Regions from separate parts of the Mus musculus genome. Here region 1 is linked to region 2. Evidence: chromatin loops called from intact Hi-C (ENCODE). Cell type or tissue: left cerebral cortex. All regions are shown on one strand.

The links. Hi-C counts contacts between places; a loop is a spot of excess contacts. Peaks named below come from ENCODE experiments on the same cell type or tissue, not always from the same donor. Only the 100,000 strongest peaks of a DNase experiment are listed, where the experiment ranks them.
Region 1: it touches region 2 in a loop (4-fold over the local background); 9 of 42 quality-filtered maps call a loop at or near these places.

Annotation. Positions count from the first base shown.
Region 1 is chrX:96,489,395-96,493,394 of GRCm38, forward strand. All of the region lies in intron 10 of Heph (hephaestin), which reads left to right. Among named protein-coding and RNA genes, the nearest start is that of Heph, 36 kb to the left of the region's middle. In left cerebral cortex, no CTCF peak of the experiment used is centred here; a DNase peak (open chromatin) is centred at 2,187.
Region 2 is chrX:96,877,248-96,881,247 of GRCm38, forward strand. No RefSeq gene overlaps it. Among named protein-coding and RNA genes, the nearest start is that of Gm39527, 88 kb to the right of the region's middle. In left cerebral cortex, a CTCF peak has its summit at 1,691 (motif pointing left); a DNase peak (open chromatin) is centred at 1,681.

The DNA.
Region 1 (4,000 bases), 390 kb before region 2:
TAAGCTCTCTTCAGGTTCTTTTTGAAGGCACTTAGAGCTATGAGTTTTCCTCCTATCACTGCTTTCATTGTGTCCCATAAGTTTTGATATTATGTGTCTTCATTTCGATTAATTTCTAAAAAGCCTTCAATTTCTTTGTTTCTTCCTTAACCAAGTTATCATTGAGTAGAGCATTGTTCAGCTTCTATATGTACATGTGCTTTCCATTGTTTTGGTGGTATTTAAGACCAGCCTTAGTCCATGGTGATCTGACAGGATGTATGGAATTATTTCAATTTTCTTGTATCTGTTGAGGCCTGTTTTGTGACCAATTATGTGGTCAATTTTGGAGAAGGTACCATGAGGTGCTGAGAAGAAGGTATATCCTTTTGTTTTAGAATGAAATGTTCTGTAAATATGTTAGAGCCATTTGGTTCATAACATCTGTTAGTTTCACTGTGTCTGTTTAGTTTGTGTTTCCTTGATTGCTGAGAATGGGGAGTTGAACTCTTCCACTATTATTGTGTGGGGTGTGTTGTGTGCTTTGAGCTTTAGTAAAGTTTCTTTTATGAATGTGGGTGTTCTTGCATTTGGAGCATGGCTGTACAGAATTGAGAGTTCATCCTTGTAGGTTTTACCTTAGATAAGTACAAAGTGTCCCTCCTTATCTTTTTTGATAACTTTATGTTGATAGTCAATTTTATTTCGATTTTAGAATTGTTGCTTCAGCTTGTTTCTTGGGACCATTTACTTGGAAAATTGTTTTCCAGACGTTTACTCTAAAGTAGTGTCTGTCTTTGTCCCTGAGGCACGTTTCTTGTATGCAGCAAAGTGTTGGGTTCTCCCCTTACATAACCAGTATGTTAGTCTATGTCTTTTTATTGGGGAATTGATTCCATTAATATTAAGAGATGTTAAGGAAAAGTAATTGTTGCTTCCTGTTATTTTTGTTGTTAGAGGTGGAATTATGTGTATGTGGCTGTCTCCTCTTAGGTTTGTTGAAGGATTACTTTCTTGCCTTTTTTAGGGCGTAATTTCCATCCTTGTGTTGGAGATTTCCCTTTATTATCCTTTGAAGGGCTAGATTTGTGGAAAGATATTGTGTAAATTTGGTTTTGTAATGAAATACCTTGGTTTCTCCATTTATGGTAATTGAGAGTTTTGAGAGATATTTTGCCTTGGCTGTCATTTGTGTTCTCTTAGGGTCTGTATAATATCTGTCCAGGATCTTCTGGCTTTCACAGTCTCTGGTGAGAAATCTGGTGTAATTCTGGTAGGTCTACTTTTATATGCTACTTGACCCTTTTCCCTTACTGCTTTTAATATTCTTAATTTGTTTTGTGCATTTGGTTATTTTTATTATTATGTGACGGGAGGGATTTCTTTTCTGGTCCAATCTTATTTGGTCCAATCTGTAGGCTTCTTGTATGTTCATGGGCATCTCTTTCTTTAGGTTAGGGAAGTTTTCTTTTATAATTTTGTTGAAGATATTTACTGTCCCTTTAAGTTGGGAATCTTTGCTCTCTTCTGTACCTATTATCCTTAGGTTTCATCTTCTGATTGTATCCTGGATTTTCTGGATGTATTGGTTTAGCAGATTTTTGCTTTTTGCATTTTCTTTGCCTATTGTGTCAATATTTTCTATGGTATCTACTGCATATGAGATTCTCTCTTCTATTTCTTGTATTCTGTTGGTGATGCTTGCATCTATGACTCCTGATTGCTTTCCTAGGTTTTCTAACTCCAGGGTTGTCTCCCTTTGTGATTTCTTTATTGTATCTATATCCATTTTTAGATCTTGGATGGTTTTGTTCATTTCCTTCACTTTTTTGATTGTGTTTTCCTGTAATTCTTTAAGGGATTTTTGTGTTTCCTCTTCAAGGGCTTCTAGCTGTTTACCTGTGCTCCCCTGTATTTCTTTAAGGGAGTTACTTATGTCCTTAAAGTCCTTTATCACCATCATGAGAAGTGATGTTAGATCTGAATCTTGGTTTTCCGTGTGATAGTGTATTCATGACTTGCTATGGTGGGAGAATTGACTTCTGATGATGCCAAGTAACTTTGATTTCTGTTGTTTATGTTCTTATGCTTGCCTCCTACCATCTGATTATCTCTAGTGCTGCCTGCCTTTGCTATATCTGACTGGAGACTGTCATTCCTGTGATGCTGGTTGTGTCAGAACTCCTCAGAGTTCATCTATCTCTGTGATCCTGTGATTCTGGGATCTTGTGATCCTGAGATCATGGGTGTGTCAGAGCTCCTGGAAGTCAAGCTCTCTCTGTGACCCTGAGATCTTGGTGTGACCAAGCTCCTGGGATCCTGGGATCCTGTCAACCTGGTCTTGTTAGAATGCCTAGGAGTAGGTCTTCCTCTGGGTGTTGTGGGACTAATTGCAGAGTGTGTGTCTCTGTAACTCCTTCCATGGGGATTTTATTCCCCATTCTAAGAAGGAGTGAAGTATCCACACTTTGGTCTTCCTTCTTCTTGAATTTCATAAGTTTTGCAAATTGTATCTTGGATATTCTAAGTTTCTGGGCTAATATCCACTTATCAGTGAGAGCATATCAAGTGATTCTTTTGTGATTGGGTTACCTCACTCAGGATGATATCCTCCAGATCCATCCATTTGCCTTAGAATTTCATAAATTTATTGTTTTTAATAGCTGAGTAGTACCCCATTGTGTAAATGTACCACATTTTCTCTATCTATTCTTCTGTTCAGGGACATCTGAGTTCTTTCCAGCTTCTGGCTATTGTAAATAAGGCTGCTATGAACACATTGGAGCATATGTCCTTATTACATGTTGGAACATCTTCTGGGTATATGCCCAGTAGAGGTATTGCTGGATCTTCAGGTAGTATTATGTCCAACTTTCCGAGGAACCACGAGAGTGATTTCTAGAGTGGTTATACTAGCTTGCAATACCACCAGCAATGGAGGAGTGGTTTTATGTGGAGAGAACCCTTAATTTTTAATGTAGATATTTAGTGATAAACTTTCTTCTTAAGACTGCCTTCCTTTTGTCCCATAGATTTTGAAATGTCTTTACATTTTCATTCAATTCTAATATATTTTAAGGTTTATTTTTATAAGATTAACTTATTTTTAATTTTATGTATGAGTGTTTTGTCTGTAGATATGTATGTGCACCATGTGCATGCCTGGTACACATAAAAGGCTGAATGGAATAATGGCAACAGAGGCTATGGCAGTTATGGGCTGTCATGTGGATGCTAGCAAGCAAACTCACTTTCTTTTCAAGAGCAGGAAGTACACATGACCTCTGTGCCATCTTTCTGACCCTTCTAGGAATTTTGAAAATTACTTTCATGGCTTCATCCTTAGCACAATTATCATTTGTGTTTTTTAATTTCTATGCATTTTTATACTTTCTGTCATTTCTTTGCCGGTTCATATCTAGCTCTATTTTGTTGTGGTCAGGTAGAATACAGGATGTGATTTTAGTTTTCCAATATCTGTTGAGTATTGCTTCGTGTACTAGTATGCGGTCTATTAGGGAGAACATTCCATAGACTTCTGAGAATAATGTGTATATTTTGGTGTTTGCATGAAATGTTCTGTAGATTTCCGTTAGGTTTGTTTGATTTTCTTCTTTTTTATGTACGTTAGTTCCAGCCTATCTCTGCTTAGTTTATTTCTGGGTGACTTATCTATTGCTGGTAGTCAGGTATTGAAGTCACCCACTGTCACTATGCTGTGGTGAATCCTTGGTTTTAGTTTTAAGAGTGATTTGTTTATTAATTTGTGTATCCATGTATTTGGTGCGTATATTTTTCTGATAGTAATCACTTGTTGATAGAGTTTTTCTATAAGGAGCATGAAGTATCCATTTTACATCTCTCACTAGTTTTCTCAAATATTTCAATAGCTACATCTGCTTATTTTTCAGTTTCATTTGCTTGGAATGCATTTTAAAAGTCCCTTTATCTTAAGAAGGTGTCTTTCATGGTGAGTCATATTTCTTGAAGATAAGAAACAGATGAACCCTCTGTCTTTTTA
Region 2 (4,000 bases):
CACTAATTTTCTTTTGGATGAAAAGATAACCAGGTTTTCTGCACTGCCAATTCACTTACTTCCAAATTTCCTTTGTTGTAATGAAGCATTTTTAATTTCATGAACTATCGTTAGTTGATTGTGTGTCTAGAGTTCTATTTAGAAACACCTTACCATACCCACGTGTTGAAGCACATGCTGTACTTTTTTTTTTTTTCTCTAGCAGTTTCAGTCTGTCAGATGTTTTGTTTTAGGGCTTTGATTCATTTTGAGTTGAGGATTTTACAAGATGGTAAATTAGAATCTAATCTCATTTTTTGGCATACAGAAAATCAATTTTCTCAGCAACACTTGTTTGAGATCCTGGCTATTCTTCAGTGTGCATTCTCCTACTCTTTGTCAAAAATTAGATGACTGTGATCATTCGGACTTACATCTGGGTACTCAGTTATATTCCATTGATCTGTCTATATATTTTTGGATGATTACCACATTCTTCTTCCATGGCTCTGCATATGATTTGAAATCAGGTTTACTAATGCATATTGAAGTGCTTTTATTCTTTAGAATGTCTTCTGCCATATTTTGTTTGTTTTGCTTTCTTATGATTTTTTTCTAGTCTAAGCAATATGGCACTGGGATTTTTTTATATTGATATTTATTTTAAAATAAAAAATAAATTTATGCTGTGTTTACATAGTTTCCACCACTCTCTTTCTGCAACTTTCCCTTATCTCTTCCACTACAGTTTCCCACATATCTTCATCTACATTTCATTACCTCTTTTATCTCTTCTTCAACTAGTGTGTGTGTGTTTGTATATGTGTGTGCTCAAGCAGATACAACACATTCTTCTATGCATATGCATACCAAAGCCCACTATGTTGAAGTCTCTGTTTTGTTCTGCCACCTGAAGTCATGTTGATATGAGTGGCCTGCACTACCATCTCAGGCCATGTTCATGTTCTTGACCTCTGCTGAAGCAGAAGGCCATGTTGATGTCTGTGGTGTGTACTGCCACAGGAGACCAGGCTGAGCTCCACAGAATACGTTAATGCCATAGATCGTGTGGATGGCTGTGGTCCATGCTCTTGCAAGAAACCACATGGAAATCCATGATTCATGCTCCCGCTCACTGTAAAGGGCAAGGAAATTACATTTGCCATGGTATTTATGACTGCAGACTCACAATTGAGGAAAAAGGAGAGAGAAGGTATCTGTGATAACCTCTACTTTCCTGTTCCCCCTCCCAAAATGTAGCAGCCTAGAAAGAAAGCCATCAAAGAAAAATCTTAAAAATTGTGGTAAGGATGCTGAAATGTAGCCTTCCACAATTGATAGCCTGTGGCAAGGATGTGGGTAGAGAAGAATTATTTTCTTTAAGGCACTGGTAGTTTGACCATGCTCTGGGAGCGTATGGGCAACACAAATTGGACTCTTGCTCCCTCTCTCCCTCCCTCTTCCCCTATATTCATTCATTTCCCCTGTTCTTCTTGGGGGTTGGGAGGGGGTGGAGAGCCAAGGGTAGGAAGGACCTGAGAGGACTGGGAAGTTAGTGTGATAGGGGTTCATAATGTGAAACTCCCAAATTATTAATACAAGTAGTATATTTTAAAAAAAAAAGTAAACTGCAGTTCTGAGCAGAAAGAATGGCTTGTGCTGCTGTTTGCCTCAAGTCTTTGCATTTGCTCTGCAATGTCCCCACCTGGTGGCCACTCAGAATCATTTATCATTTCCAACAAAACTTCTAAAAGGAAATACTTTTCTCACAGTTTCATGCTTTATTCTAGCAATGTTCACTGTCCTCTCTGATGATCTGTGAAGTATCATGCACTCAACCCATGTGTAGCACCTGTTACATAATTCATTAATTAATTTTAACACACATTTTCAGTATTTTAAGAGGTTCTTGTGTTTTATGTATGCTTATGTGTGTATATTTTTGTGAATACCATATAAATTCATGTTCCTGGGGGGGGGTCAGAGGCATAGGTAATCTCTGTACTGAATTACGTTAGTACTGAGAACTGGACTCTGGTGCTCCACAAGAGCAACAATCACTCTTAAACACCTTGTCATATTTCCATACTGGAATAGGCTTATTTTCTAAGTATCTACTCTGGAGCAAATGCAGGGTTAAAGGTGAAGATAAGTGGGTAATAAAGGCCAGGTGACAATCTCCATAAAGACAAACAACCCAATCAAAAAATGGGTAATAGAATTAAACAGAGATTTCACAACAGAGGAATCTCAAAGGGCTGAGAAGCACTTAAAGAAATGTTCAAAGTCTTTAGCAATCAGGAAAATTCAAACCGAAACAATCTTGAGATTCCACCTTACACCAATCAGAATGGCTAAGACCAAAAACTCTGGTGACAGCAGATGCTGGTAAGAATGTGGAGAAAGAGGAACACTCCTCCATTTTCTGGTGGGATTGCAAATTGGTACAACTGCTCTGGAAATCAGTCTGGCAGTTTCTCAGAAAATTGGAAATAGATTTACCTGAAGACCCAGCAATACCACTCCTGGGAATATACCCAAAAGATGTTCCACCATACAATAGGGCAACATGCTCCACTGTGTTTATAGAGGCCTTTTCTCTGATAGTCAGAAGCTGGAAACAACCGTGATGTCCCTCAACTGAAGAATAGATACAGAAAATGTATACAATGGAATACTACTTAGCTATTAAGAAGGAGGATATCATGAGTTTTGCCGGCAAATGGATGGAACTAGAAAATATAATGAGTGAGTAACTTAGTCAAAGAAGGACATGCATGGTATATACTCACTAATAAATGGGTACGTACTGGCTAATTTTGTGTCAACTTGACACAGGCTGGAGTTATCACAGAGAAAAGAGATTCAGTTGGGGAAAGGCCTCCATGAGATCCAACTGTAAGGCATTTTCTCAATTAGTGATCAAGGGGGAAAGACCCCTTGTGGGTGGGACCATCTCTGGGCTGGTAGTCTTGGTTCTATAAGAGAGCAGGCTGAGCAAGCCAGAGGAAGCAAGCCAGTAAGGAACATCCCTCCACGGGCTCTGCATCAGCTCCTGCTTCCTGACCTGCATGAGTTCCAGTCCTGATTTCCTTGGTAATTTCCAGCAGTATGGAAGTGTAAGCCTAATAAACCCTTTCCTCCCCAACTTGCTTCTTGGTCATGATGTTTGTGCAGGAATAGAAACCCTGACTAAGACAAATTGGTACCAGCATAGTGGGGTATTCCTGTGATAACCTGACCATGTTTTGGGGAGGACTGTGGAAGGACTTTGGAACTTTGGGCTAGAAGATCCATTCAGTGTTGAGAGCTCTGTCAGAAGTTGTGTAGGAGCTTGGAAGATAATGTTGAGAACAGTGCAGAAGATGGAGGCCTGGCTTGTGAAATTTCAGAGGGAAAATTAAAGATTCTTTTCAAGGCCATTGCTATTTTGGATTGTGAAGATTCTGTGGTTCTGGTTAGCTGGGGCTGAGGAATCAGCTGTGATTAACAAGACACCAGAACTACTAAAGCAAAATTTTTGGATTACTGGGACTTTTGATGCTGGTTAGCTGGAGCTAAGAAATTAGAGGTGATTAAGAAGAGACCAGCATCATTGAGGTGACATCTTCTGGGAAGTGTTTTCTGAGAGCACAGAGGCTGTGTTCCAGAGATAACCAAGGTTGCACCTTGTGCTTCGGTTGGACTTGGTAATGTGTAAGAGTCAACCAGGTGGTACTAGTTTTGAAGGCATGAAGGGGTCACACAGAGCAGCTGAGGCTCTGCAGTGTGAGAGGCCATGGAAGGCCATTGGTGAAGGTGCAGCCTCAATTGAAGTTGATGGCCCAGGACTGAAGAGGTCATGCATTATTTTGGAGATGCCAGTACCATGAGATGCCCACAAAGAACAGCAGCAGCAGTGGAGTACAGGCAGCTGGAGCCTAGAAGACAAGATGTGTGCTACAAAGGGCTTGGCTGGAGAAGTGACCCAAGCCCTTGGAGGAGCCCAGAAGATCATGAGTTGGATCCCAGACATTGGACA